7 separate regions of the Mus musculus genome follow, and all the other regions are linked to region 1. The links are chromatin loops, found by intact Hi-C in ENCODE. Cell type or tissue: heart. All regions are shown on one strand.

Evidence for each region. Peaks named below come from ENCODE experiments on the same cell type or tissue, not always from the same donor. Only the 100,000 strongest peaks of a DNase experiment are listed, where the experiment ranks them.
Region 2: it touches region 1 in a loop (2.2-fold over the local background); 4 of 42 quality-filtered maps call a loop at or near these places.
Region 3: a loop joins it to region 1, with 5 times the contacts of the local background. A loop is called at or near these places in 20 of 42 quality-filtered maps.
Region 4: a loop joins it to region 1, with 2.6 times the contacts of the local background. A loop is called at or near these places in 3 of 42 quality-filtered maps.
Region 5: a loop joins it to region 1, with 2.7 times the contacts of the local background. A loop is called at or near these places in 2 of 42 quality-filtered maps.
Region 6: it touches region 1 in a loop (2.0-fold over the local background); 5 of 42 quality-filtered maps call a loop at or near these places.
Region 7: it touches region 1 in a loop (2.7-fold over the local background); 11 of 42 quality-filtered maps call a loop at or near these places.

What each region holds. Positions count from the first base shown.
Region 1 is chr6:37,868,534-37,872,533 of GRCm38, reverse strand. Trim24 (tripartite motif-containing 24) reads right to left here and starts at 1,723. Exons shown (of 19, transcript NM_145076.4): 1 at 1,060-1,723. The coding sequence starts at 1,423. In heart, CTCF peaks have their summits at 1,005 and 1,643; DNase peaks (open chromatin) are centred at 1,093 and 1,853; H3K4me3 peaks cover 2,399 bases; H3K27ac peaks cover 2,170 bases.
Region 2 is chr6:37,733,809-37,737,808 of GRCm38, reverse strand. It overlaps Gm38791 (a long non-coding RNA gene), which reads right to left. Exons shown (of 4, transcript XR_868982.1): 4 at 3,428-3,704. Among named protein-coding and RNA genes, the nearest start is that of Gm38791, 21 kb to the right of the region's middle. In heart, no CTCF peak of the experiment used is centred here; DNase peaks (open chromatin) are centred at 1,668 and 2,028.
Region 3 is chr6:37,590,269-37,594,268 of GRCm38, reverse strand. No RefSeq gene overlaps it. Among named protein-coding and RNA genes, the nearest start is that of Gm33429, 61 kb to the right of the region's middle. In heart, a CTCF peak has its summit at 1,696; a DNase peak (open chromatin) is centred at 1,988; H3K27ac peaks cover 1,025 bases.
Region 4 is chr6:37,462,139-37,466,138 of GRCm38, reverse strand. No RefSeq gene overlaps it. Among named protein-coding and RNA genes, the nearest start is that of Gm33318, 22 kb to the right of the region's middle. In heart, a CTCF peak has its summit at 2,044; a DNase peak (open chromatin) is centred at 1,978; H3K4me3 peaks cover 1,015 bases; H3K27ac peaks cover 732 bases.
Region 5 is chr6:38,005,551-38,009,550 of GRCm38, reverse strand. All of the region lies in intron 14 of Svopl (SV2 related protein homolog (rat)-like), which reads left to right. Among named protein-coding and RNA genes, the nearest start is that of Gm33494, 25 kb to the left of the region's middle. In heart, a CTCF peak has its summit at 1,872 (motif pointing left); no DNase peak of the experiment used is centred here.
Region 6 is chr6:37,940,713-37,944,712 of GRCm38, reverse strand. Trim24 (tripartite motif-containing 24) reads right to left here. Exons shown (of 19, transcript NM_145076.4): 8 at 1,183-1,300. Among named protein-coding and RNA genes, the nearest start is that of Trim24, 72 kb to the right of the region's middle. In heart, no CTCF peak of the experiment used is centred here; no DNase peak of the experiment used is centred here.
Region 7 is chr6:38,064,469-38,068,468 of GRCm38, reverse strand. Atp6v0a4 (ATPase, H+ transporting, lysosomal V0 subunit A4) reads left to right here. Exons shown (of 21, transcript NM_080467.3): 14 at 639-732. Among named protein-coding and RNA genes, the nearest start is that of Svopl, 19 kb to the right of the region's middle. In heart, a CTCF peak has its summit at 1,957 (motif pointing right); a DNase peak (open chromatin) is centred at 2,068.

The DNA of each region.
Region 1 (4,000 bases):
CTATAGACTGAGTGGTGTACCTCTGGTGGGCTTCCTGCAACAATAGAGACCCATGGAAAATAGTTTCCTGTATTTAAAGACTGTTGTAAGAAAAAACTAAATGCATCTAATTCAACAATCCAAGCCAGCAATTGCATCCTGACCTAATAAATATAATTACTTAACAAATTAACTTAAAACAGTTATTCCCTTTAAAAGAGATGTTAAAAGTGTCTGGCTAGCAGGTGCAATGGCTCATGCCTGTTATCTTTACTCTGAAGAAGCTGAGGCAGGAAGATTGCTAGCTGTGGACAATTCTGGGCTGCTACATAAGCCAAACAAAACATACACACACACACACACACACACACAAAACCCAAGAAGCAAGAGAAAAAAGATTTCCCTTCCTCAGTTACTTCGCATTTTAAAGACGTCAATTTGCCCAAATATTTGCAATATTAAAAGTTAAAAACTTCAAGTGTTCTCCCAGAAATAATTACTGCACTTCAAATCACTTTCAACGATTTAAACCTGGTAACATAAGCAAAGGAAACTACCTGTCAAAAACTAATTACCCAATAACACCACAAAAGAGAAAGTAACTTCCAACTACGGCATACAAAACACTTTGGAAGTCTATTTACTTTCTATCGTTTATCGAATCGCTCGAAATAAAATCTCCGAAAGCAGCAGACAACAAAACAACTTATCCCGGTTCCTTTGTCCCCTACGGAGGGGACAGAGAGGGAACTCATTAAGGTAAAAAGCCCGGAACGCACAAGATTCGAAACAGACGGCAGCCAATCTGCAATCAATCATCAAAGAAAATCCCCATCACTTCATCTCCATCCCTTCCTCCCCCCTCCGGCTCGCATAACCCGGGTGTACACGAGCTGATCCAGATCATATGCACCCGGACAAAGCTTTGCGGAGGAGCAGAGAGCAGCTAACTCGCCACAACCGTCAGAGCTCTGCAAAAGTGAGGGACCGCCGAGTCGCTCAGCCGGCGCGGGCCCATTTCACCCCCTCCCCAGCCGCGTGACAGCGGGTCGCGCCCGCCACCTCGCGGGCCCCTCTCACCTTGGGTGGCGAATGGCGAAGGACCACCGGCCGGGGAGCCCGGGGCGGGGGCGGGGGCGGGAGCGGGTGGAGGGGTCTCTGCCGAGCCCAGCGCGGGCGCCGTCAGCATGAGATAGCGCTGCGGCGCGGGCAAACAGCGCTGGCAGAACGAGTGCAGGCAGGGCAGCAGCTTGGGCACCCGGCTCTGGATGTTCTGGTGGCACACGGCGCAAGTGTCCAACAGGTTGAGCCGGGACGCCTCGCCGCCGCTCTCCGAGTCCGGGCCCTGCCGGCTCTCGGCCTCATTCTCCCCGCTCGGCGCCGCCGCTGCGGGGCCTCCGGCCGGAGCCGCTGCCGCCGCCGCCTTCTCCACAGCCACCTCCATTGTCCTGCGGCCGCCGCCGGGGAAGCGGGAGCGCGCTCACCGCCCGCCGCCCCCGACGACCTCCGCAGCCGCCGCCGCCTCCCGCTTCTCCGAGGCCGAACGGACTCGCGGAGGGAGCACAGGGAGGAAGCCACCTCCCGAGTGGCGCGGCCGGAAGACGCGGAGCTGTCAACGGGGACCGGTTCCCGCACCGCGACGCCGCCGCGCGGGCCGATAGGCAAACCGCCACCGAGACGCTCGATTCCGCCCAGCGCGCCCGCCCGTGCCTAGCAGCCTTTCTCTCGGGCCCCTTGGACCACCGCGGGCCCCGCCCCCACCTCCCTCTCCCAGCAACCGCGGCGACTGCGAGCCGAGCGCCATCCAATGACCGCCGCGCCTGCCCAGGGGGCGGGGTCTGCAGAAGCCCGCGAGGCTCGGACGGCCCCCGCGGGAGGTTGGGAGTGGGCGGGGCTAGCCCCGCCGGACGCGAGGACCGCGGCCGCTGATTGGCTCGCTGTGTGTGTGTCTCTCTTCTGTAGATTGTAAAGGAATCATTTGTTAAGGAGCCAGAGCAGGCATCGGGTTCCGCCCGCCGCTATGGCCCCGCCCAAGGGGCGGGGGCTCTGCCCAGTCTACCCAGCCTGATTAATTAAGAAACTGCTTGGAAAACTGCTTTTACTACTGGAGACTTAAATGGGTAAAGGAGTAAGATCGTGGGAGGGCCACGGGAGGATGAAGAAGTAAGTTACGTGCAAACGAGAAGAGACCCAAAACCGGGTTGTATGAGCCCACATTGTGTGAAAGGGGGAGTGTGCAGGCAGCTTTACTCTTTTTGTGGCCTGAATTTATCTCTGTGATGAATTAATGAGAATGATGTAAAGGGGGAGAAATTACAAATTTGTCGGAACTTTAAAAGACCTCAATGGAAAAGGGTGAAATTAATTTTGCTTCTTAAATGAATAAAAGCAGTTAATTTTTTTGAGGACTAAATAAATGATCTGCAAGTGTCCATAGTACCTGAATATTAAACTCTTAAAAAAAAAAAAAAGGCAGACGTGGTAGCACACACCTATACTAATACTCCAGAGGCAAAGGCAGGAAAATCACTACAAATTCAAAGTTATTCTAGGTTTTAGTCAGTGTAAAAGCCTGTCTCAAAAGGGGGGGGGGGGACCTCAATTCTGGTTTTAGAGTTTCAGTATTATATTTCATGTCTTCCTTCTCCCGTGCTTGTTACCGGAAATTCTGGGGAGTCCCATGGGAAGTGCCACCTGTTACTAGGGAAATCAGAGTCCCCTCTTGAGGTTCTTAGTCTCATTAATAAAAGAATTTAAGAAGAGCCTCAAAAGAAGCTGGAGGAAATTTTATTAGAGTTTAAAAGAAAAGAAAGAAAAAAACCAATGCAGGCAAGCTGTAAATCTCAGCAGCTGCCCAGAGGAAGATGGAGAAGTGGAAGAGATGCCATGCCATTTGTGTTAAACAGCCACATGGTTACAGCAGCCACATGGAGGGGAGCTTTAGAGAAAGAGTAAGGAAGCCGAAACTATCAGAGACTGTGTATTAGGCTAACACCCAAAAGAAAAGAGAAGACAAAGAGAAGGTTGGGAGTTTCTGAGACAGAATAGACAGAAATCCTGGAGAATCTCGTGGGGAATCTGGAACTACTGCACTATGGGCCAGGAATTTGGGGGAAGAACACTGTTTATTAAAGAGATTATTCCTCTGTGTCTTTAGCGTGGCTGAAGGTGAACCTGCCTTTCTAAGGGATGGTCCCTTATCCAGGTGATGGGCAGACTCAGCTGGATTAAGGTTTACAGAAGGAGACAATGGCGTGACTCTACCTCAAAGGTAGATTTCATTGGGTTATGATTAGTAGGCAACATTTTTCCTTTAATGGACCTTTAATAAGAATAATAAAAATTACATTTTCAGCCAAAAGCTGCGTAAAAAGCCAAGCTCAGTGGCACATACCTTTAATTCCAGCCTTTGAGAGGCAGAGGCAGGCAGATCTCTGAATTCCAGGCCAGCCTGCTCTACAGAGCCAGGACAGCCAGAGCTACACAGAGAAACACTCTCTAAACAACAAAAAGCTGGGTAAAACCTCATAGAGGTTGAAGAATACTGTGAGAGGAGACAAGCTTTTGAATACACATGAATAAAGTCCATGTGCTCTGTAATTCCCAAAGACTTGAGGAGAAAGACCAGGAACCTGAATAATCCATCGTGGCCACATTTATTAAAGCAACCAAGCAAGCAATTAAAGCAAAAAGTTAAAAACCTATGTACATAGTCTGCCTCCCCCTAAGGTGGGGTTCAAGAGATCATCAGCCTTGAACATGAGAAAGACAAGGTTTTTATAGGTCAGAGGTAGGTTTCCAAATGGAGGAAAGTAAGTGGGGTTGTTACAGTAGCAGAATTTAACAAGGTATTCATAACAACTTTATGAAACAAAGGTAAGGCTAATAGGTTTCCAGTATCAGTTTCTGCTACTTAGTGATCTTCAATGGCTGATAATTTTGTACAGACCACCCTCCCAGCCTATAGCTAGTCTTTGCTACTTTGTGGGTTCTTTCTCCTAACCTTTCCCTCTTCCCAATT
Region 2 (4,000 bases), 130 kb after region 1:
TTGAGGCCAGAGAAGACCTAGGGGAAAGGGGGAAACGGCATGATATCCACTTATGTGTGGAGAAGTAGATGTATGTGTGTGATATAGTGAGACTTCTCTGTCTCTGAAACTCACCAAATCTAGGTGCATGGCTGATGAGTAGCAGGTACTGTATTAGCTTTTCTGTGGTTGTGTGTATGACAGTACTTTAGGGGGTCATGGAAAATGTCTGCTTGCCCTAAGCAAATCCACCATAGCATACCCTCCCCTAGACCTCTCCCATTGACAGTCAAAATCTCCTATCACAGACACTCTTGAAGAAGCCATTCATTTCCACCTATGCTTGAATGGAAGAACTCTGACCATAATACTTACCCTGAACAAGAGTGGATCTCTAGAAAAGAGCCACAGTTACCAGAGTAACCAAACAAGCCCTGGCTTCTGCTTCAACTGACTTTCTATCATCTGTACAGTGGTTCCTGTAAAAACAACATTCCTGCAAATTGAATACATGGCATCCCATGGAAACTAATCCTGAGAGACAGCCATTCCTTACCCCAGAGATAGCCTGAGTGTCTCTGCTTGTCCACAGATCCTTGTACAATGAATAAGCCAAAGTAGCCAGGCTAAAGTGACACAGCTAGCAAGAACACAGATCAGAGATTAAATACAGATAAAATTGACAAGCTGTATGTTTTAAAAAGAAATAAGCCAGCTACAGAGTTGAGCAATAGAATAAATTGAACACAGAGACTTGGTTGTTAAGAAATAGTTTAGGCAAGGATATAGTATCCTCAACTGACCTACACTGCTGCTCTCCGTTAATGTGAGATAACCATTCAAATCTGTGATGTTTGACCTTTAATTTTGTTTGTGGTTATATTTATTGGGGAACATAATTTTCATGGTTAACCTCCCTACTTTAGTGACAAGTCCCATGATTTTTGACAAATTTTCATGGTTGTAGAATAAAGACTAGGACCAAACACAGTGTTTTCAACCTAACCCTTCTAAAAGTCCTGCATGTCCCTACTGTCATTAGCCCAATCCTACAGCAGGTATTGATTTCTGCTCCTTTTCCATTAAACCTTATAGATAGAGGACTATTGTTTATACACCTTGGATTCTGGGTTCTTTGTTTTATTGTCTTAGTTAAGTATAACTGTCAACTTGACACAGCTTAGAGCCACCTGAGAAGTGAGTCTCTAGTGATGGGTTGTCCAGAGCAGATTGATCGTTGTCATGATTTTGGGGATTGTCTTGATTGTTCACTGAGGTAGGAGGTCCAATGCATTGCGGATAGTATCATTTCCTAGGTAGGTGGTTCTGTGCTGGGTAAGGAAGCTGAGTGAGCACGAGCAACATTCCACCATGACCCCTGGTTCAAGTTTCTACTTGAGTTCCTATCTTGACTTCCCTTACTGATGAGCTGTAACTTGTAAGTGTAAGCTAAATAAATCCGTTCTTTCCTCTCTTTGAGGCAGGCTCTCATTGTGTTGCTCTGGATGGCCCGAAACTCGCTCTGTAGACCAAGATGGCCTCAAGCTCATACATATCTGCCTGCCTCTGGTTCCAGAGTGCTGGAATTAAAGCTGTGTGTCATCATGACTTGTTTTGTTTTGTTTCCAAATAAGCTTATTGGAGTAAGGCAGCCTGAGGGTAAAGGTGTTTGATGCTCGATGACTCAAGTTCCATCCTGGAAACTACATAGCAGTGCCAAAAGAGAACTGACTCCACTGAGTCGTCCTCTGACCTCCACCCAAGTGCACACATCCTTCCCCTCTCTCTTTCACACACACAAAAGAACATTAAAATGGCAATGAATCATGCTTGAGGGTCTCGGGGCGGGGGGGGGGGGGAGGCCATTCTCCTATCCCATCTGAAAGGGACCATTTTCTAGGACGGTCACAAGAAATTCCACTGTCAGCGAGTGTGTCAGATCATAACACTCTTGTTCAACCCTTGTGACCTCACAGCTTTATCTTTTCAGATGAACTGGGCTCTATCCAAGGCACAGCTAGAGCCACCCTATGATCTCATTGTGGAAAAGGGGAGGCAGGAAAGGGGAGGAGGCTCTCTCAGAAATGAAGTTTGAGCGATGAGAAAAGCTTCTGTTTGACTCCTGAGACACAGAAGCACCACCTTCCAGTGGGAAGTCTCCATCCATGCCCTTGGAATGGGCATCAATTCCTTCCCTCTGCTCCTTTCTTTCTGTCAACCCCCATGCTTAAATCCATGCTAAACCTTTCCTTTTTACTAATAAATTCCAACTCTGCCTCAAACTGGTTTGCCCTAAGTTCTGTTCTCTGTTGAAATCATGGCTCTTTGTAACTTTACTCCAGTGCAGGTCCCCAAAGGATAAGGGAACTCCTTAGGCTGCTGGAGGCAGAGTCGACAGGGTATCCTGTTGCATCATCACTGGCATAGACATATTCTAAAACATTTATTTCAAGAATTTCTTAGTCCAGATGTGGTGGCACAGGCCTTTGATCTAAGCACTTGGAAACCAGAGGCAGGCAGGTCTCCATGAGTTTGAAACCAGCCTGGTCTACATGGAAAGTTCTAGGCCAATCAGGACTAGTGTGACTCTATCTAAAAATAAATAAATAAATAAATAAATAAATAAATAAATAAATACACACACACACATATATACACATACATATATAAATATATACACACATACATACATAAATATACACATACATGTCTGTGTGTGTACTATGTCAAGGAACACAGATTTAGGTTGAAACAAACAAACAAACAAACAAGCAAGCAAACAAATTTCTGGGACAGGCAGGTATGGTGGTCCATGTCTAGTTCTTAGGGTGCTGAGACAGGAGAATTGCTGTGACTTTGTGGCCAAACTTGGTTACATAATAAATTTCATCCCTGCAGATTTTATTATATCATGTGTTTTACCACTGACGTACATATCCAGGCCCTGTTCAGCTCTTAATATTTTAAAAATAGTTCTGTATTGGGCTATTCATCTACCAACTTTAAATTCACAACCAATCAAATCAATATAAATATTTTGCATTTTGATGGGTAGTTCACCAAATACAAAATAATAGCAGGACGGTGCTTTTTCTCTTAATGAAGTCACACATCTGTCTCGATTGCACTGCATTGAGGGGATGAAGGCTCAGCATCAGTTTTATTTTTATTTTTCATCTTTAGAGAGATAAGCACCGAGAAAACCTGATTACATAAATATGTAGATATAAGAAGTAGAAGGAGTTTTGTTACAGTTCTGCCAATCAATTCTTGGAACGATGAGTTATTTTCTAAAAAAAAAAAATCATAGAGTCATCTTTGTTGAAAATTGCTTTTAATGAGTTATCAGCTTGCTACTCAGTAAAGTCTTTCAATTCTGTTGCCCAAATCATTGGAAGTCATCTGACTTGCAAAGAGGCTCCTCTTCTGAAAGGCATTCATTTAGCCCGTCACTAGGAAGCCTATTAAAAAGTATTATAAAGGTGGCCTGTTATCTCAGTAGCAAAGATCCTTAGGAAGAATAATCAGGAAGTCCGTGATGCAGGTTAGTGGGGAGGGTCCTTGCCTAATATGCTTGAGGCCCTGGGTTTCATCCCCAGCACCTCATAAACCACATATAATCCCAGCATTGGCGTGGGGGCATGAAGGCATGATGACCTGAAGTCCAAGGTTATCTTCAACTTCACAGCAAATCTGAGGCCAGTCTGAGCTAAAGGAGACCCTGCCTTGAAAAAACAAAACAAAACAAAACAAACAAACAAAACTACTAACTTGTCAAGTTAAAAGGATTGGAAATTAGTCATTTCAACTCCTCCCCCAAACCCACCCACCCTACCCCAAAATAAAAACAATTTAACTTGATTTCTTTTTATCCTTTTCCCTTCCCTTCCCTTCCCTTCCCTTCCCTTCCCTTCCCTTCCCTTCCCTTCCCTTCCCTTCCCTTCCCTTCCCTTCCCTTCTCCCATCTCCTTTTTTTTTTTTTTTTTTTTTTTTTTTGGAGACATGGTTTCACAATGTAGCC
Region 3 (4,000 bases), 280 kb after region 1:
GGGCTCTTCATTGCTGGAGAAAGAGGATAGGCAGTCCGGCATTTTGAGTTACACCTGGCTTCTTATCAGATACCCACGTACACACCTCGATGATCTCTATTGTTTACCTGATAAAAATAAAGCTAATACTCTCTGACATCCACAGAACTCTTATCTTCAGCTAGCTTTCCCTGTGGCCAGAGCTTTCCTTTTTGTAATGTGTCTGATCTTTGTGCTTGAAGGGTGTAGGCGAGGCTTTGGGTAGAGGTGGTACTGTGGCCGGGTGGTAGATGAAGGGGCTCAGGGAAGCTCTTCTGTCTGTCAGTGTGGAGAGCTGCTGTGTTACTCGGGTCCGCAGAGTCTCTGCTGTCTCTGTGTGTGAAATCTGACACTGTTCCCCGGGTGTGCATGAGCACTCTTTGTTCACAGCCCCTCCTCCACAGTGAAAAAAAAAAATCCTCCTAGCCCATGATATATAAATCATAAATAGACCTGTATGGTATTATAACTTGGATCTTGCCTCTGTTCCATTTGTTGTGATTTATGTCTGCTCTTCTTTTCCTCTTTATTATCTCCTTAATTGTAATCATTTTTTTTTGTTGTTGTTGTTCAGTTGCTCTGCATTTTATTTTGTTATTTCTCTTAGGAAAGTCTACTTGGCTTTAATAAGGGGAGCATCACTTAACTGAGAACAAATGAGAACATATAGCTTGAGCAGTATCTGATTTGTGAAAGAAATCTGTTGATAGAAGAGGCTCCAAGGTTTTCAGTTTGTAGTTATCATTTTTCTTGACTTGCTGGTTACACTGGGTTAATATTGTATTTAATACTGGATCACACACACACACACACACACACACACACACACACACACACGAAGAGAGAGAGAGAGAGAGAGAGAGAGAGAGAGAGAGAGAATATGACTAAGACTATCTGGAATTTTTGTTTTCCGGGGATTGTAGCTTTGAAACTGGTGACGTGAAGCGATTGCAAAGAGAGCTATAGCTATTTAGGGATGATATTTGGGCCCTGAAAACTCTACTCTGTGCTTTTCCCATGCGCAGGGTAGAATAAATTCACGAAGCTCCTTCACTGTTTCTTCTATAGAAGTGGCCACCATTCAGGGTTTCCTCCGTCCCTTTATAGATGCAAATGATCTGCTCAAATCATCTATACAAAGTGAAAAGGCCTCCTCAAATCCAATCCTTGAAGGAAATCTCCTTGAGAGTTAAATCTCAAACAAAGGAAGAATAGACCAGGGCTTATTTATCTTCTACTTGCTTTGGGGATTCCTAGGCAGATCGTACAGAAGTGAAGAAAAAAAGCTTAGGGCTATACAGTCTTTCCTCTGCTTTTCGTTTCTTCCTCCTCTGTGAAATGCAGTAGACAGGCTCGCCCAGAGGCAAGAGAGCCCAGCGGTTTCTAAACCTGAACTAGAGGGCAAAGCCTAGTAGTACTGTGAAGACCTTTGTTCTCCATTACGAGAAGATTAGAATCCAGAGGAAACTGTGTGAATGTGTGAGCGTAGGCAAATGAATAGTAATTTTTCCTTATGGGAGGCTTAGCAAGCAGGATGTAGAAGGCTTTCCTTTCGGAGATTATGAGAAATCAGACTTGAGAAGGATCTTTTCCCATATTCTGCCTCCTTTTGAGAAGAGGGCGTTTGTTATTCACAGTGCCCGAGCTAAAACAAAGATAGACTTGGGCTCCCCTAGTGGCCTCCCCTGACCTTTGCTCTTGAGAAATCCTCCCTTCCCCCATCAAAGGCAGCTAGCCTGCCAAGCACCAGTATTCTACAAAACCTCTCTTACCTTGTAAAAATGTATGTGTGAAGGGATTCAAACTCTACCTGGTAAAACTTTTGTTTATGCACAAGACCTGCTAAATCCCTGGAACGGATGGATTGGACAGTAGCCCGTCCCTCTCTTCTTTCCTTTGCTTCCTTCCTGCAGCTTTCCAAATTAGCCAATCAGAACTAGTCTGCGAGGTTGACCGCCCAATCGAAGAGAAATAACCAACTGTCGCTGCCGCCTTTCTCTAGGGATGACCATCAGGCTCCCGTGCTGGCCCTGTTCGGGATGTGATGCACTCTCTTTGCAAAAGGAAATCGCCTTGGAGTTACTTCCTCACTATTCATGTGATCCTTCCTGCAACATTGAGATTATTCTTTTCCAACACTCAGTCTTTCAGACTTTTAAAGTCAGATGAGGAGCCTTCTGGTCAGCGATGATGGAAATAGTGGTGTTCCTCCAGTTAGAGTGGAGAAAGAGAAGAGAAAAACTCTAAGAAACTGCCACGAGCAAATGAAGGAATTTGTGTACTGGGGTTGTCGTTATACTCATGATAAAATACTTCAGTAGACACATTTATGTCCTTAGGTCAGAGGACAGTTCTGTGCACTCAGTTCTTTCTTCTCTTTAAGTAAATTGCTGGCCTAAAAATGTTATTAAAAGCAACAATGGAGCAAAAAAGACTGGAAACAAATAAACATTTTGGAGAATATCATTCCCCAAATTGAGAAACAACGGAGGTTTTGCTTGTGAATCACTGGATATATCTATCCACGATCTTGCTCAGTATCATAACAATTTGCACATGCTTATATAATTTGAGCATGTTTTCATGTTACTGAGCATGCTTTTTCTAGAACCGATAATGCGACTGATAATATCGCCTCAGAACGGCTGGCATCCTGGTCGAGGATTACCAAACTCAATTTCTTCTTCCCTTCCTCTCCTTCCTCCTTTTCTGCTTATGCAGAAGATTAAAGCAAGGTGAAGGGGCCTGGGGCTGGGACAGGGGTGGGACCTGGTGCTGGGGCTGGGACAGGGTGGATCAGGGCCGGAACTAGGGGTCGGGGGTAGGACTTATAAAATACTAACATGTGTGAAAAACACATGATTATTAAATCAGCTTTGTCAATGAATTATATACAAATATACCATGGTCCTCCTACTAGATTTTTTTTTAATGGAGTAATAGGAAATTGAGTTTTGCATCATATCATGTGTGACATTTCTCTCTTCCCACATGCTTATGTAATGCTAGCATTCCTCAAGGATCCCAGATAAGAACAGTTTCATCAGGAATCTCTTATTTACAGATTTCTTTGCAAAAGATTTTCTTTCTACTCTTTCCTTTTGTAAGCGTTTGACAACCTAGTTAGCAATCGTCATGAATTAAAACAGTTCAGATCAGAAAGCTCATGACTTGAAACAAGATGCTCTAGGGCTTACATCTGTAACCTGACATGTGGGAAAGAATGAACTTGCCCTCATAGATAAACACGTGACAAGTACTTTCATACTTCCGTGTTTCTGACAGTAATACATTCTCACTAAAACGGTGAAAGCTTCAGAAAGCAGAGAGACGAGAAATCTACTCATTTTCTTACAGCTGCTAATAGTGTAATTTTTTCCTTTTCAGCCTATTTTTCCAAGTGGGTGGTCTCAGTTTCATCCTTATGATAATCATTATACTGCACATACATGGTGAAGTCTTAGTTTTTCAGGGGACCTCCAAATCATAGTTTGATTCTTTGTTTTAATTTATAATTTTGATCTCAAGTAGAATCCTTAATCAAAGCAATGCTCACTTACAATATGGCCGAGCTAACAGACATTGAGGGGGGAAAAAAACCTGATTAAGGAGATGTGCTGAGTTGCAGCTCAAACCCAAAGCCTGTTAGGGAATTTAAGGGAGCAGTTTGGAGAATATTCATTTCCATTTTCTTCTCAATAGCAAAGAGTGCTTTTGGCAGCCAGGCTTGTGATATACTGCCAATCACCACGGGCAATGGCTTGCAATTAACTTACAAAATCTCAGAGCTTTTGAGTAGCATGAAAGGAAAAGGCTAGTTTATGATTTATAAATACTTGGTTTGTTATTCTCATGGCAGACACCAAAAAATATTGCTGCATATGTTGAATACTATTTATTTGGAAGATTGCTGTGAAGAGCCATCTTTGTTCTATAGATCCATGATGTTTTCCTACACACTTTCCGCAGGCAGTTTTCAGTG
Region 4 (4,000 bases), 410 kb after region 1:
TTTCTGGTAATCTTGTTGTCTGATTTGCATTATGGTAATGCAGAGCTCCTCGTATAACTTAGGAAGTTTCCTTTCTGGCTCTGTTTAGGAGGCTGCAGAAAGCTGGTACAGTTTCTTCTTTGTTTGGTAGACGCCATCTGTTGAACATCTGGTCCTGTACTTTCTGTTTTAAAACTGTGTTCACTACCGATTCCATTTCTTTACCAGAGATAGACCTACTCATGTTTCTGCATGTGGGGATTGATCTAGGTTTTCAAATATGTAGGCACAGACTAGTCATAATAGCCTTCCTTCCTCCCTCCCCCTCCCCTCCTCCTCCCTTCCCTCCCGCTTTCCCTCCTTTCCCCTTCCCTTTCCTTTCCATTTTCCTTCCCTCCCATTTATCTTTCTCTTCTGTTCTTTCCTCCCTCTATTCTTCCCTCAGTCCTTCTGTCTGTCCCCTCCCTCCTTTCTTTTCTTCCTTGCAGTTCTGAAAACCAAACTCAGGGCTTTTCACATACTGTGTAAGTTCTCTACCACTGAGATACACTCAGTTTCTCTCTGTCTCTCTGTCTCTTTCTCAGTGTGTGTGTGTGCACACATGTGCCCATGTACATGGGAGGCAGAGTCTTTCTCTCTGGCCTGGAGTTCATCAACAGACTGGGAATCCCAGGACCTGCTTGCTTCTGCCTGCCCACTGTTGGGATAAGAGGCATTCACAACCCTGTGCCATCCTTCTTTGTGTTCTGGGCTCTGACTCAAGCCACCATGCTTGCATGCATGCACTTTACCAACAGAGCCATCTCTCCAGCCCTGGTTTTTAGTTTCTTAAAGTGAAACCTTAGATTGATTTTTGTCATCTTTCATATTTTCTTTGCATATATTTTGATGCTATATTTTCTTACTGTTGCTTTTACTGTATCCCCCATTTTTAAAAATAGGGTTTTTTTGTTTTGTTTTGTTTTGGTTTGGTTTGGTTTTTTGGTTTGGTTGTTTGGTTGGCTAGTTGGTTTTTTTATTGTTTTTGCTGCCATTGTTGCTTGAGACAGGGTGTCATTTAGATTAACCTTGAATTTATTATGTAGCTGAGACTGTCCTTGAATTTTTTTGTGTTTTTTGTTTGTTTGTTTTTGAGACAAGTTGTCTCTGTGTAACAGCCCTTGCTATTCTGGATATTCTAGAGCATGCTTTGTAGACCAGGCTGGCCTTGAACTCACAGAGATCCACCTGCATCTGCCTCCCAAGTGCTGGGATCACAGGCTTGTTCTGCTACCACCTGGCCTGTCCTTCAACTCTTGATTCTTCTACCTCCATCTCCTGAGTGCTGAGACTACAAGGAACCTACTGCAGAAGGCAGTTTCTCTGAGTAAAGCAGACAGCAGCACTAATCTATACACATAAATACAATTGTGCAGAAGACATCTGATGAGCACATCATATCCATTTAGGGAGGGAAAAGGACGCCTATACTATGGTCTCCGACCTTCTCAACCATGGACTTTTGACCAGGTTTATAGTACCAGATGCAGAGTGGACCCCAAACCTCTTAATAGCGTTCTCACGCCCGGCCAGGAAAGACGCAACAAACCAAAATCTTCTGCGGCAAAACTTTATTGCTTACATCTTTGGGAGCCAGGAGGGCAAGCGCCCAGCGCCCAGCCCCAAAAACGAAAGCCCCTTCAATTACATCTTTAGGAGCCAGAGCTCCGGCGCGCGCGCTCTATTGTTTACATCTTTAGGCAGCGAGCGAGCGCAGGGCGCGCAGAGCCAGAGAGATGCCAGCGAGAGAGAATGGCGGAAACCCCGTCCCCTTTTTTAGGAGAGTTATATTTCGCCTAGGACGCATCACTCCCTGATTGGCTGCAGCCCATGGCCGAGCTGACGTTCACGGGAAAGGTAGAGTACAAGTAGTCATAAAATACCCTTGGCTCATGCGCAGATTATTTGTTTACCACTTAGAACACAGGATGTCAGCGCCATCTTGTGACGGCGAATGTGGGGGCGGCTCCCAACACAAACCCAATCTGAAAGCAAGTGTATACCTCTTTAACTGTGAAGCCACTACTGTTCCACTGAACACATCTTGAGTGGCTGGTCATCATTGCTGCACACAGGCTCCATCTACAGTTGAGTAAGACCATTGACGACGCTTTCCTCTTGCAGTGGGTTCAGCTTTGTCTAGCATAGTTAGGGCTCTCCAGCAGGGAGGAGACTTCCAGCCCAGTTCTAGCTTAATTTCTCCATGCCCTGTCACCAGAACATTTGATGTCTTCAGGGATAAGGTCTTGCCAACAGCAGTTTTGGTTGCCCACCAGAACTAGAAGGGAACCAGCCCTCAGTTGTTGGGATACTTTTTGTTCTTGTTTTATTTGTTCCTTGAGAAGGTCTTGGTATATAGCTTTGGCTATCCTTGGCCTTAAACTGATTCTCCTGGCTCAACCTGCTCAGTACTAGGAAGGACTATGGGCAAGTATTACTATGCCCAGTTTGTATTAAGCAAATGTTGGTGAGTTATAGTTACCTCTCTTGTGACATCATTGACTCACATTTACTTAGAATTATGCCCTTTAATCTCAAGTATTTTATGGAGTTTCTCAGTTTTCCATTATTGTTTTCTAGTTTATTCCCATTTCCATTTGTGAGCTTTGTATAATTTTTATTTAAGTGCAGAAGTGCAGGCCTTTAATCCTAGCACTAAGGACACAGGTGAATAGATCTCTGAGTCTGAGGTTAGCCTATCTACATTCCAGGTTTCACACAAGCCACAGCCATGAAGTATGAGACCCTGTTTCAATTTTTTTTACTTATTTTTATCTGTGAGTGTTTATATATGAGTGTCTGCCTGAATGTTTCTACGTATGTATACCACATGCATGCCTGATGCCCACAAAGGCCAGAAGAGAATGTCAGAACTAGAACTGGAACTAGAGTTACAAGTGGTTGTGAGCCACTGTGTGGGTGCTGGAAAACTAGGCTAGAAAAAGCAGCCTCATGGTGGCATCTCTCCAGCCCTATTTAGGATATTTGAAGTGTGTTTGTGTGGTCCAGGGTATGAATTACAATGCTGATTGTTTTGGATGAGCTTGAAATAAATCTTTATTGTTGGATGTCATACTCTATAGGTACCAGTTGCATCCAGTTGGTTGACAGTGTTATTCAGTTCAACTGTGTCTTTCACAATTTTCTACCTACTGAACCTGCCAATTACTAGTAGAATGGGGTTGGGATTTTCAACGATAATAGTAGAGTCTACTATTGCAGTTTCTGCAGCCCAGTTAACAGGTTTTGGTCTGTAGGCCATTGGACAGTGACTCAGAGCTAGGACAGATCTGTGTCACCCCTGACCCCCTTAGGTGAGCTGGAAATGCTAGAGAAGAAGAATTCAGATGGTCTTCTTATCTCCGTGATGGGACCTATAGTCCATGCAATGGAGACAGTTTCTGAAGTTGTTTGTGGACACACCGAGTTAACAATAGGACCTCTCATTTAAAATGGACAATCTGTTTTTCAGAAGTATCAGAGGATGTCCTCCCATTCTCATCATGAAAACTTGGCAAGTTCAAGGTTAAAAAAAAAAAAAAAGTGTGTGTGGGGGGGTGTAATTCCCCGAGACGGTGCAGCCTGTGAGATGATGTATTCTCAGATGTCTTAGTGTTGAGACTCAACCAAGGACACCTCAAATATAGTGCTATGGCACAGAGAGCTCTTGAACTCCTGTACCGTGAGGGCATCAGGGTCACCTCCCATCAAGGTCTCGTACAAAGTGAGACATAGAAGCCAGAGTTCTCCCAAAGCAGTGGCAGACATAGAAACCACCCTATCATTGCAATCCTCCTCTCTTCTGTATGAGCAGGGATGCACAGTAGACCAAAGACCTTCATTCTCCTCTCCTATAACCAGGAGGAAGGATCTTCCTTCATTTCTTCACAGGAGCCTGTTTAAGCACATCACTCCCTTCACGCCCAGTCTCATCTCCACATGGCTCCCCATCTTCACTGAGTCTAAGCAGAGCTTTAAACAC
Region 5 (4,000 bases), 140 kb before region 1:
ATTATTATTGTTGTTGTTATTATTATTGCCTTTAAGGAACTGTGGTAGGGGAGGGAATGAGGGGAAGAGGGAATGTGAAAATAAGAGAAACAAAGGCACTTTAAATCCCATCTAGTGCAATCAGCCACTATGTACTTCACTTCCTTAACCAGTTTGAATGTGGAGAATTCAAGTCTGGGACGCTTCGTGTCCACTCCTAAGGTATTGCCAAGGTTTCTCATGGAGTGAGCTGCTTCAGGCTTTCCTTGGTGGTAGCTGTCAGTCTTAAGTGCTAGGGTAGCGTTATGACATAAATATTCCGGGGCTCTACCCAGAGATGCAGATGGTAGAGATGGAGACCCGCTACCTGCACTTTAAGTACCCACGGCCAAGTCTGAGTCGGCTGCTCTGTGTGCCTTTCTGAGGACGGCTGCGCCATCCACTGGGAGAGTGGGGCTAGGAGCTGGCTTTCCTCTCACAAGATTCTTTCCTCTTTTAGTTTCTACAACAGGTGATTCAATAAGTTCAAGCATAAACTTTCCAGGCCTGAAGAGATAGCTTAGTGCTTAGAATGTTTGCTGTTCTTCCAGAGGACTGACGTTCAGTTCGAACACCCAACATCCATGTCGGGTGGCTGACATCTGTCTATAACCACAGGTCTGTGATACCTGATGTCCTCTTTTGGACATCTCAGGTACTGCGCACATATAGCACCCTCCCCCCATATGCATACACACACAAAATATATTTTAAAAGTAAAAGCCATATACATCAGTTAGTAATATGTTTACATAATCTAAAGCCTAAATATATAAATTTTTAAGTCAAATGCATTTTTAAAAGCAAATTTTTTGCTGGGCAGTGGAAGCACATGCCTTTAATACCAGCACTTGGAGGCAGAGACAGGTGAATTTCTGAGCTCGAGGCCAGCCTGGTTTACATAAAGAGTGAGTTCCAGGATAGCCAGCGCTACACCAAGAAACCCTGTCTCAAAAAACAAAACCAAAAACAAACAAAAACAAAAACAAAAGTGAATGTTTTGACGTATCTAGTTGTTAAGAAATTGACTGCAATAAAATAATAAAATCCAGGTTCACATATTCCAAGCAAACAAAGGAGAATTTTACTATAAAGTAAAGGCTTGCTACAGTGCAGAAGGGACCTGCACAAAGCTTCCATGGAGCTAGACCAAGGACTATTCTCCTTTTTTCTGGGAAGCATCTGGGAATCAGGTGCCTTAATCCTAGCCAAGTATCTTAGCTCATGCTCTTATAGCAACTTATCATAGACGGAGGAGCTAGGGGTGTGGCTCAGTTGGAAGAGTGTCTACCTAGCATGCAAGTAACCCTGGGTTCCAGCCCCTGCAATCCCAGCACTTTGGGAGGTAGAGGAAGGAGGATCAGAAGTTCAAGGCCACCCTCACCTACCTAGTAAGTTTAGAGCCAGGGCTAGGTGAGACCCTGTTTCAGAAAACAAAACAAAACAATCAGACTGAGTAGCTTATAAATAACAGAACTTTCTGACAGCTCTAGGGACGGGAAGCACAGGATTAGATGTCTGTAGAGTTGGATTTTGTGAGGGCCCTTTCTGCCTTGCTGGCTGATGGCCACCTTCTCATTGTATCTGCATCCATGAAAACGCCTCGTGTGGCCTGCTTTATAAGGTTGCAAGCACCTCCCAAAGGACCCACTTCCAAAAAGAACATGCTCGTATCTGAGATTAGGATTTCAACATAGGGACTTTGGAGGGGCATATAGACCTACAGGGTCAATGGCATTAGGAGTCCCGTGTTTCAGCGATGTATGATATACTGAGACCTTCTATGGATGGGTGGTTAAGTCCTGGTAGCACAGCCTGATGTGTGGAACAGCTAGGGAAAGTAGCGTGTCAAAGCAACGAAGACTGCCCTCTTGTGGCCAAACATAAACAAGACAATCTTATGAAGATGAGACCATTATGCAAATAAATGAAGGCACAAGTGTATGCCTCACACACACACACACACACACACACACACACACACACACACACACGTGCACGCACACAACTCAGCACAAAGGACTGCCAGTGGGAAAGTTCACTCAGAGAATGGGGCATGGCAAACAAATGGAGCCTTTGTTAAGAGGAAGGAGGTCTCTTCACCTTGAATCCTCTTTCAGTGACTAATTTAAGAAATGGTTTCTGGAGTATAAATCCCCCCCCGCCCCTGCCCCATCATAGAAAAAAAATTTTGTAGCAGTATTTATGTAGCTCACTAATAGTCTTTGTTTTATGAAATAAAATTGTTATTCTCTTATTATACCATATTAGTTATATCATGTTATTGTATCTTCTAGGTTTTTATGTATTAATTTGGGAATTTTACACATGAGTTCTGTAGTTACATAATTTCCACCCTGTCTTTTTCTCCAACTTCTCCCATGTCCACCCCTCACTCCTTCTCAAGTTTGTGATTGCATAATTATTATTTTACACACACACACACACACACACACACACACACACACACACACACACACACGCAGCCTACCGAGTCCATTTAATGTTGCTTGTATATGTATGTGCTTTGGGCTGCCAGCTAAGAGTTGGATACCGTATCAGTAGACTTGTACCTAGAGAAGACTGCGTGCCCCTGTCTCATTAGCTCTCACTTGCCTGAAGCTTTTCATCTAGGAGCGGAGCCCTTGTGAGGCGTCCTTCATCCACACTGGCATGTTTGTATTGTTGAGATTTCATGGTAAAGCTCCCTATTGTACAGAAGACACTATCGTGTAGCAGACTTTCCTGTCTTCTGGGTCTTACAGTCTTCCTGCTTCATCTTCTGTGATGTTTCTGAGCCTTAGGTGTAGGCTAATTGTATTACATTGACTGCAGCTGGGCACCCCATGGTCAGCTGCTCTTTGCTTTTTGATCAGTTGGGAATTTTTATAGCGTCTCTTTCTGATGCAAAACGAAGGTTCTTTGATGAGGGATGAGAGCAACACTTATTTGTGGCTGTAAATAGTTAGAAAACAGCAAATATATTAGTTCAGGAAAATGGTAGCAGGCTCTCCTTTAGGGAGACTCCCCTAGCTACAGGTTGACTAGGTTTGCAGTACCAGGCTTGAATTCTCTCCTGCTGAGCAAGCCTTGGGCCCTGTTAGACAGTTGTTGGTTACACTTAAGATGTCAGTACCACCATTGCACCATTGGGAATAGCTTGCCATGTTGCTGGTGGTTGTAGGAGTTATATGTTATCACTAGGTAGGGCTGGCGATTGCTCCTCTCTCTTGGCAGCTTGCATAGCATCATTAGACACGAGAACTCGTCCTCTGGGAAGAGGCTTCCAGGTCAGTTCCGTCTCAATTCCTCCAAGTCTGTGTCCAATGTGTGTGTTGTCTTCAGCGATAGCTATTACCTTCAACTTTGGGGAAGCAGCCAAAGGCAACAGCAATAAGAACCTCTATTGTTGGGAGTCTCTCTGATTCTTCTGGCCAACAACTCCAAAGGCAGATTGCCATACTTTGTATTGGGGCTTTAATTAGATAGTCCATGGTATCACCCCAAGTGTCATAACTGCCCCTTTCTCTTTCCCTTCTTCCCTCCCCCTCTCTTTATACACACACACACACGTATGTCTGTCTGTCTGTCTGTCTGTCTATGTAAACATAAACCAATATATTTTCTGTCTGTCTGTCTATGTAGACATAAACCAATATATTTTATGTATGTATATATAAACATAAACCACTATATTTTCCTATGGCTTTTCTTTCATGCTCTTAGTGTGTTTTTATCCTTCTTCCCCCCTCCCTGTCTACACTGGCTTCCTTCCTCCTTTGCAGTTAAGTCCCCATGGTCCCTCTCTAACTTTCCTAGTTTCTGTGGTGACTCCTGGCTACATACTCAGATCTAAAAACCCAGAGCTAAGACTCACAAATAAGAGAGAACATGAAGTGTTTGTTTCAGGTCTGGGCTACTTGGCTCAGTATACCTCTCTTTTCTTGAGGCAGGGTCTCTCCATGTAACCCCTGGCTGTCCG
Region 6 (4,000 bases), 72 kb before region 1:
GACGGAGTACTTCTCTGTATGTTATCCTTCAACTACTTACAGACACACTCCCTATCTGTACATTCACACAATTTATAACCTGACCAGGATAAGAAAAGACCTAAAACCCAAAACAAATTGAAGGGAAGAAAAAAGAAAAATCTTCTATTCGTAAGATAAAGCAGTTGAGCAACAGGGGCTTGAGCAATGGTTTTAAAAATTGTTGTCAGCCTTGTGACATGGTGACAGTGCTGGCCCCTACAAAGCTACTACGGCTTGCAAAGTAAGAAGTTCAATATAAAAGGCAAGATGGGGAAAAGAAAGTCACATAATAACATGATTTTATGTTGGGTAGGTTGACTACATAGTCAAGGTAGGCTGCCCTGAACCACAGGAGACCTTTCTTGTCTTACCCCACTCTATCCCCACTGCACAAAGCGTAACTTGGGGCTAGAGAAATAGCTGAGTGGTTAAGAGCACTTGCTGTTCTTTTGGAAGACCCAAGTTCTGTTTCTAGTACCCTTGTTAGGCAGATCACAACCACCCTGCAACTCCAGCTACAGCAATCAAATGCCCTTTTCTGGACTCTGCAGGCACCAGTATACGGATGCACACACGAACACATAGGCAGAAGGCTGTTCACTAGCTGCATGGGAAGTGTAACACACACACACACCCCCCAAGCATCAAAGCCCACACATCACATACAGTTAGAGGAAACAGACTCTGATAGAGACAGAGGTAACAATACAAATAGGATTCTTGGGGTTGCGCGAGATTGCTTAGCAGCTGCTCTTCCATTCCCAGCACTCATATGGCAGGCAGGCAGCTCACAGCCCTCTGTAATTCCAGCAGGATCTGGTGCCCTATTTTTGACTCTGTGGGCACTGCACATACATGGTGCACAAACATACATTCAGGAAGATTCCCATACATACTAAAAAACAAAAATGCAAGCACAAACAGGATTCTATGAGGAGAAGAACTCCTAAATCCCTAACTTAGGTACCCCGTAAGCAAATGTATTTTCATATCATCTCAAAACAAGTACTATACATTCATGCATTTGTGTACCATATGCATATAATTGATGACACACTGTTTTCCCAGTGAGTATAAACAAGATAATGAATAGCAATGTTATGTTCAGTAACATGTTATGACCAAAACAGTCATGTAGGGAAAATGTATACAATGGCCTACCCAAGTTGATAATATTTTGAGCCCAGAAACTAGGATCACAGTGAAACTGGATGGTGGTGTTGGTCACAGGAGAAGCATCACACCTTGCACGAAGAAGGTGCCGTAACCTGTATGTAATCTAGAAGGAAGCAGAGAGAAAAACATTAGCATATTTCTAATGCAAATAATGTGTGATAGACTCAGTGAATTCCTAAAATAGTCTCTGGTATATGTGCAAAGAATCTCACTCGGGTTACAAAATTGGTCATACAAGCAATACAAACCAGAACTCCTGAGGCAGAGGCAGGAGGAGCTCTTGAGTTGAGCACAGCCCGGTTCTACATAGTTCCAAGACAGCAGGACTATGTGGAGACCATGTCTGTTTATTTAAACAGATAAGTAAACAAACAAAAAAACAAAAACGAGGGCCACCTAAAATTTTCTGTTCAAATGTAACAATTTTGTGGTATGACTCAGATGTATTATTGCTTATTGAACTATAAAGTACCATAAAATTAAAACTGTCAGAACATGGTCTAAAAAACAGAGTCCTGTCAGAATTTTGAGCACTTGTGAGAAAACTCCAAGAAAACAAGATAAGAACTTGAGACCTAGTTTCTTCAAAACACAGTGTTGTTCTTGGAGGGTGTGTTCACGCTCCTCCCAGGAGCATCGGATAGGAGGGAGTTTCTGTCAGCTGTTGGTTTTCATGTGCCTACATGGAAAACCGTGTTTTTGTCATATGTGGCTTGTCCTGGAGCATCTTACTCCTGTGATTCCTGTCCTGTAGTGTACAGACTGTCTGATGCTCTGTGTGATTCCTGTCCTGTCCTGTAGTGTACAGACTGTCTGATGCTCTGTGTGATTCCTGTCCTGTCCTGTAGTGTACAGACTGTCTGATGCTCTGTGTGATTCCTATCTTGTCCTGTAGTGTACAGACTGTCTGATGCTCTGGATGATGCTCTCTATTGCATGAAACTTTAATCCACCTCAGATTTAGGCCTCAACCTCCCAGGCTCACTTGGCCAACTAGAGCGGCAAACAAAACCAATGTCTACAATTAACAACACTTTACAAAATATCAGCTCAGTTCCATGCATTTACTGCACTTTTCCCTCCTTCCTTTCTTTTCCTTTTTCTTTTGTCGTTGAGATTTTCTACTTTTATTTTATGAGTATGGCTATTCTGCCTGCATGTATCTGTGAAGCACTTTCACGCCTGGAGCCCACAGAGGATGGTACTGGATCTATTGGGACTAGAGTGAGAGGTAGCTGGGAGTTGCCACATCAGTACTGAAATTTGAATCCAGCTCTTCTGTAATAACTGCCAGTGCTCTAACTGCTGAACCATCTCCCCAGCCCCTTCTTACCTTATTCTTTTAAAGTACTCAGAATCTCGACTTAGGGAAGGAAGGAAGGCACTGTAGAGAATACATGTGAATCTTTGATTATGAACTGGCTGGTTCTCACTACTTCTCGCTGTGGGCCCTTACAAACAGCCATGTTAAAATCCCAAGCTATCTCACACTATAGATTGTTTTCTATGCTATAGCCACCTATACCTATTCTTCCTTCTTCAACATTGCTGTCCCAATCCTTGACAATTTCAATACCCAACTGGATACTGGGGCTTTGAGCTCCCTCTGGTGTGAAAATAAAAGTTCCTAGCAACTTTGCTCTTAGAATTTTTCCTGTTCTTCCACCTCATTTAATTCTCCCCCTGCCAATACTCAATGCAAGCCAGTCACACAAGCATTACCTTGCACACCTCCCAACTCTCTTTCACCTACACAATGACAAGTACTCTTGCTTCCCAGTAGCCGTTCCTCTACACAAAGCAAAGCAACTCACCTGAACCTTTCTGTCTAAACGTAATGGAACAAATAAAGCAACTGCCCGCACCTCAAATATCTGACCAGCTACTTCAGGTAGGGTTGCTGTCATATGACATCCCGCTGCTTTGTTTGCTTTCATAGTCCCTTCCTTTAACAGACAACTTCAAGGGAGCTGAATTTCCTGGTGCTGCTTTAGAGAATTCCCAACTGTGAATTCTCTGAGATAGGTGATGGCTTTACATACACACACCCATACCACTACCTCCAGCACCATCAGCACCACCAGTAAGTACTATTCTTCTAATGTGTTTACTGGGGTGATAATGGTCCTCCCAGGAGATCCCCACAAACAACAGAAGCTACTGCCCTTGCTGAAGCCATCATACAATTTGAACATAGGAGTATAGGTTGAACTAACTTGGTAATCTCCTCCCTGAGTACTACCCAAGCTGCCAAGGGGAAAAAGCAACCAGTGGCAGTGAGCCACTGCAGACCTGTCAAGCTATCCAAAGGTGCAAATGCGGCATCTAAGTCAGTTGTCTAGCTGGACTTAAGGTTTGCTCAACAGGAGGGAATTCACAGCTGGGACTATAAGCCTGGCCAACTACCTGTGAATAAATATGCCTGCTGTTAGGTAGCTTCTTCTACACATGACAGAGAAGCATCACCAGGAAGACATGGTTACTTACGTAAGATTTGCACAATGACAATAGCAGCTGACATGCCAATATGTCATGGATAGAGGAAATTTCACAAAGTCCCAGCTCTAGAGTTTCAGATAAGCAATGGCTGCCAAGAAATAGAGTATCAGTTTTCATCAAGGCTAAGCTCTCTAATAGATTACCCAATCCAAAATGGTCAACCCTAAAGATATCTACATTATGAGCAACACTAAATGGACTCAGGAGGTGAGTTTATCTGGTGTGTGCGTGTAACAACAACAATAAAGGAAATAGCCATGAATTTGTCCCATGAGTTGGGACATGGTAAGAGCTAGAAGAGTGG
Region 7 (4,000 bases), 200 kb before region 1:
TCCCTGGATAAGGCAGTCTCTAGATGGTCCATCCTTTTGTCTCTGCTCCAAACTTTGTCTCTGTAACTTCTTCCATGGGTGTTTTGTTAATAGCTGAGTAGTACTCCATTGTGTATATGTACCACATTTTTTGTATCCATTCCTCTGTTGAGGGGCATCTGGGTTCTTTCCAGCTTCTGGCTATTATAAATAAGATTGCTATGAACATAGTGGAGCATGTGTCCTTCTTACCAGTTGGGACATCTTCTGGATATATGCCCAGGAGAGGTATTGCGGGATCCTCCAGTAGTACTATGTCCAATTTTCTGAGGAACCGCCAGACTGATTTCCAGAGTGGTTGTACAAGTTTGCAATCCCACCAACAATGGAGGAATGTTCCTCTTTCTCCACATCCTCGCCAGAATCTGCTGTCACCTAAATTTTTGATCTTAGCCATTCTGACTGGTGTGAGATGGAATCTCAGGGTTGTTTTGATTTGCATTTCCCTGATGATTAAGGATGCTGAACATTTTTTCAGGTGCTTCTCAGCCATTCGGTATTCCTCAGGTGAGAATTCTTTGTTTAGCTCTGAGCCCCATTTTTTAATGGGTACCTGACTGTTTTTATATCATGTTTGTCTCTCTGCTTTGTCTCCTTAGTACTCACATCGTGGAAAACAGTCCATATTTGCAGCTGGACCCAGCCATCCCAGGAGTGTATTCTGGGAATCCCTACCCATTTGGAATTGATCCGGTAAGAATTCCTTCCGGTTATAGATGATGTGTTGTTGAGATCTCTGAATAAAGAAGAAACAACAAACTGGGGATGAGATGGGATAAACTCAGAGGGTTGCATGACAGGCAGAACTGTGTCTAGAAGATAAATTCTGCCGCACTTGGACTCTACTTCCTATATAGTTTCCTGCTCACTTCCCTCTCCAGCAGCTATCCCATTGCTGGCAATAACGAGCTTTTAAAATGCCCTTGCAGCCTGGAGAGGTAGCTCAGCTGACAAAGTGCTTGGTACTAAAAGCCTGAGGACCTGAGTTTGGTCTGCAGAACTTTCATGTCAAAAGCCAGATATGGACTGGGCATGGTGGTGCATACCTTTAATCCCAACACTCAGAGACAGAAGCAGGAGAATTATATAAATTTGAGGGTGGTCTGGTCTACATAGCAAGATTCAGTCTCAAAGAATAAAACAAAACAAAATCTTAGACATGGTGGTATGTGCTTGGAATCCCAACTATCAGGAGATGGGGCCAGGTGGATCATGGGCTTGGCCAGTGAGAGGTCCTGCCTCAAAAAAGGAAAAACAAGATGGTAGATAGTCCCTGAAGATATTCGTGCTCTCTCTCTTCTTCTCTGTCTCTGTCTGTCTGCCTGTCTGTCTTTCTGTCTCTGTCTCTCTGTTTCACACACACATACACGCATCACACACACATACAAGTTGATTGCTTAGAAAGTATACACACACACACATTAAATAAGTTACTTAATATTTTGATCAAGCGTCCTACTTTGGTATTTTCTTGCAGTGGGTAACATATTACACTGTAATGTATGATTTTAGCTTGTTTGCAGGCCAAAGGTCAAACTTGGGTATATCTTTAGGAGCAGCCTACCTTGTGTTTTGAGTCAAGATTTCTCACTGAAATCTATGACTTGCTAAGTGAGCCCCAGGGACCCTCCTGTCTCTTCCTGCTTCAGACTAAAAGCACACACCAACACCACCACACATTTTTACATGAGTTCTGGGATCAAAACCTGGATTCTCGTAGGTGCCTGGCAAACACTTCACAGACTCAGGTTCCTGTGGAGTTTTGAGATGTGTTTCCTTTGACTTATTTGTTTGCTGTTTCTTTCAGTCAACTAGATGTGGCATTTCCAAAGCCTTTACACTATGAGATCTCTGAGGGGAAAACAAAAAACAAAAAAACAAAAACCCAAGTTGTGAATGGATACAGAAGTTCATGCTCATAAAGCCACCAGGTGTCACTGTTGCGTTCCCAATCAACCATGCCTCCGGTAGTCTTGATGAATGTCATTCTCAGCTCTGTGTGGAACACAGCCTGAGTGGCCAGCTTCAGCTTCAGCAACTGAGAGCACGGCCTGGCAGTGGCTCTCCAGTCACCACCCTCTCAGTCGCCTCCCTCATGCGTGTCATCCCTGAGCTCTCCTCTCCTCACCCAAGAAAGCAGAAAGCATTGCCCAGGGGTTTTCAGACCCTACCTCTCAGTCCCAGCTGCTGCATTCTAAGTTTTATCAAAACAGGTAAAATCCTTGCAAGCCAGTTGTAAACGGCAAACGTAAAAGACAAACGTGAGTGGCTGATATTTTGTAAAGGTCTTATTTTTATTATTATTTTTTTGATTCTGCATGCCTGTGCATGTGTGCACTCAGGTTCATGTGTGCACACGCATGTGCCTATGTGAGTGCAAGTGCCCTAGCAAGGCGGAGGCATCGGGTCTCCTGGAACTGGAGTTGCACGTGGTTGGAAGCCAGACGTAGGTGCTGGGAGTGAGCACTGCGAGAGCAGCACGTGCTTCTTCTCTCCAGCTCCATGTGTTGCCTTTGCATAGAGGAAGGCTTTCTCATTGGTCAGGATGCCATGGCCAGGAAGCTGGCAAGGGGGAGATGTCAGGGTCTGGTTATTTTCCTTTGCTTTGAATCCCATTGTTCCTACCTTCTCTTCCTGCACAGCCCACACCCAACTGTCAGTGAACCCCATCTGTCCAGTTCTGCTCTCCAGGCTCAGCAAGGCGCACATTACACGGTGGTATTTTTATTCGGCTTTAAATGAAATCATGACATTCGCAGGAAGACAGATGAAACTGGAAGTTACTGTGTCAGGCTAAACCAGCCTGCTGCAGACAGACCAATGCTGCTCACTTTCTCTTCTGCAAAGCCTAGACTTAAAGTGTGTGAGTGTGTGTGTGTGTGGGGGAGTGAGGTTGGGGGGACAGGACTAGAAGGGGAATCATGAAAAGAACAAAAGAGAGCTTAAGGAGGTTGTGGGGAGGAGAGTGTCTTAGGTTGCTTTCTATCGCTATGATAAAACACCATGACCAAAAGCAACTTAGAGAGGAAAGGGTTAATTTGGCTTCCTCTTTCACATCACAGTGTGCCATTGAAAGAACCTGGCAGTGGCTCTCCAATCCTGGAGGCTCTCCAGAACCTGGAGGCAGAGACTGAAGCAGAAGCAATGGAAGAATGAATCTGTATTGGCTTGTTCTTCATGGCTTGCTCAGTCACACTTCTTACACCATCAGGACTACCTGCCCCAGCTGGCGTGCCCACCGTGGGCTGGATTCTCAGATATCAGCCATTAATCAGGAAAATGCCAACTGGACAATCTGGTGGCATTGTCTCAGCTGATGTTCTCTCTTCTCAAATGACTTCAGTTTGTGTCAAGATGACACAAATAAACACCAAACAAAACAAAACAAAACAAAACAACCCCCAAAACAAAAACCTGAGCAGGATGGATGGTAATGGAATCCAAGTGAGGATGATTTGAGAAGAGAGGGAACCAGGCAGAGTGGGAGCTGGTGTGCACTGGGGAAGACACAGGTGAAGTGGAATGAAGTAGGGCAAAGTCTAGTGACACATTCGTGTGAAGATGCCACATGAAACCTGTTACATTGTTTCCTGTTAACTTCACAAGCCAGCAGCCAGTGCTCTTAACCACTGAACCATCTCCCCAGCCTCTCAAGTAATAGGAAAACAATTTAAAAAAGAGGAACGAAACAAAAGCAGCCAAGCAGCCCAGAGTTCCCATCCTTTGTGCAATTTTGCCACTTGATCACAATTCTGAAAGGAAAGAAAAAGACCATCAGGGTCAGAGAGAGAGGCAGGATGCTCAAAAGAAAGGGGGAACTGGTAAGGTTTAGAGCTTACTCACAGGAGGCACTGGGTTCTATCCCCAGCACCACAAAAACAAAATAAAACAATTCAATTGCTTGTCATAAAATTGTATACGTATAATTTAAAATCTACAAAATATAAAATGTCGCAGACAG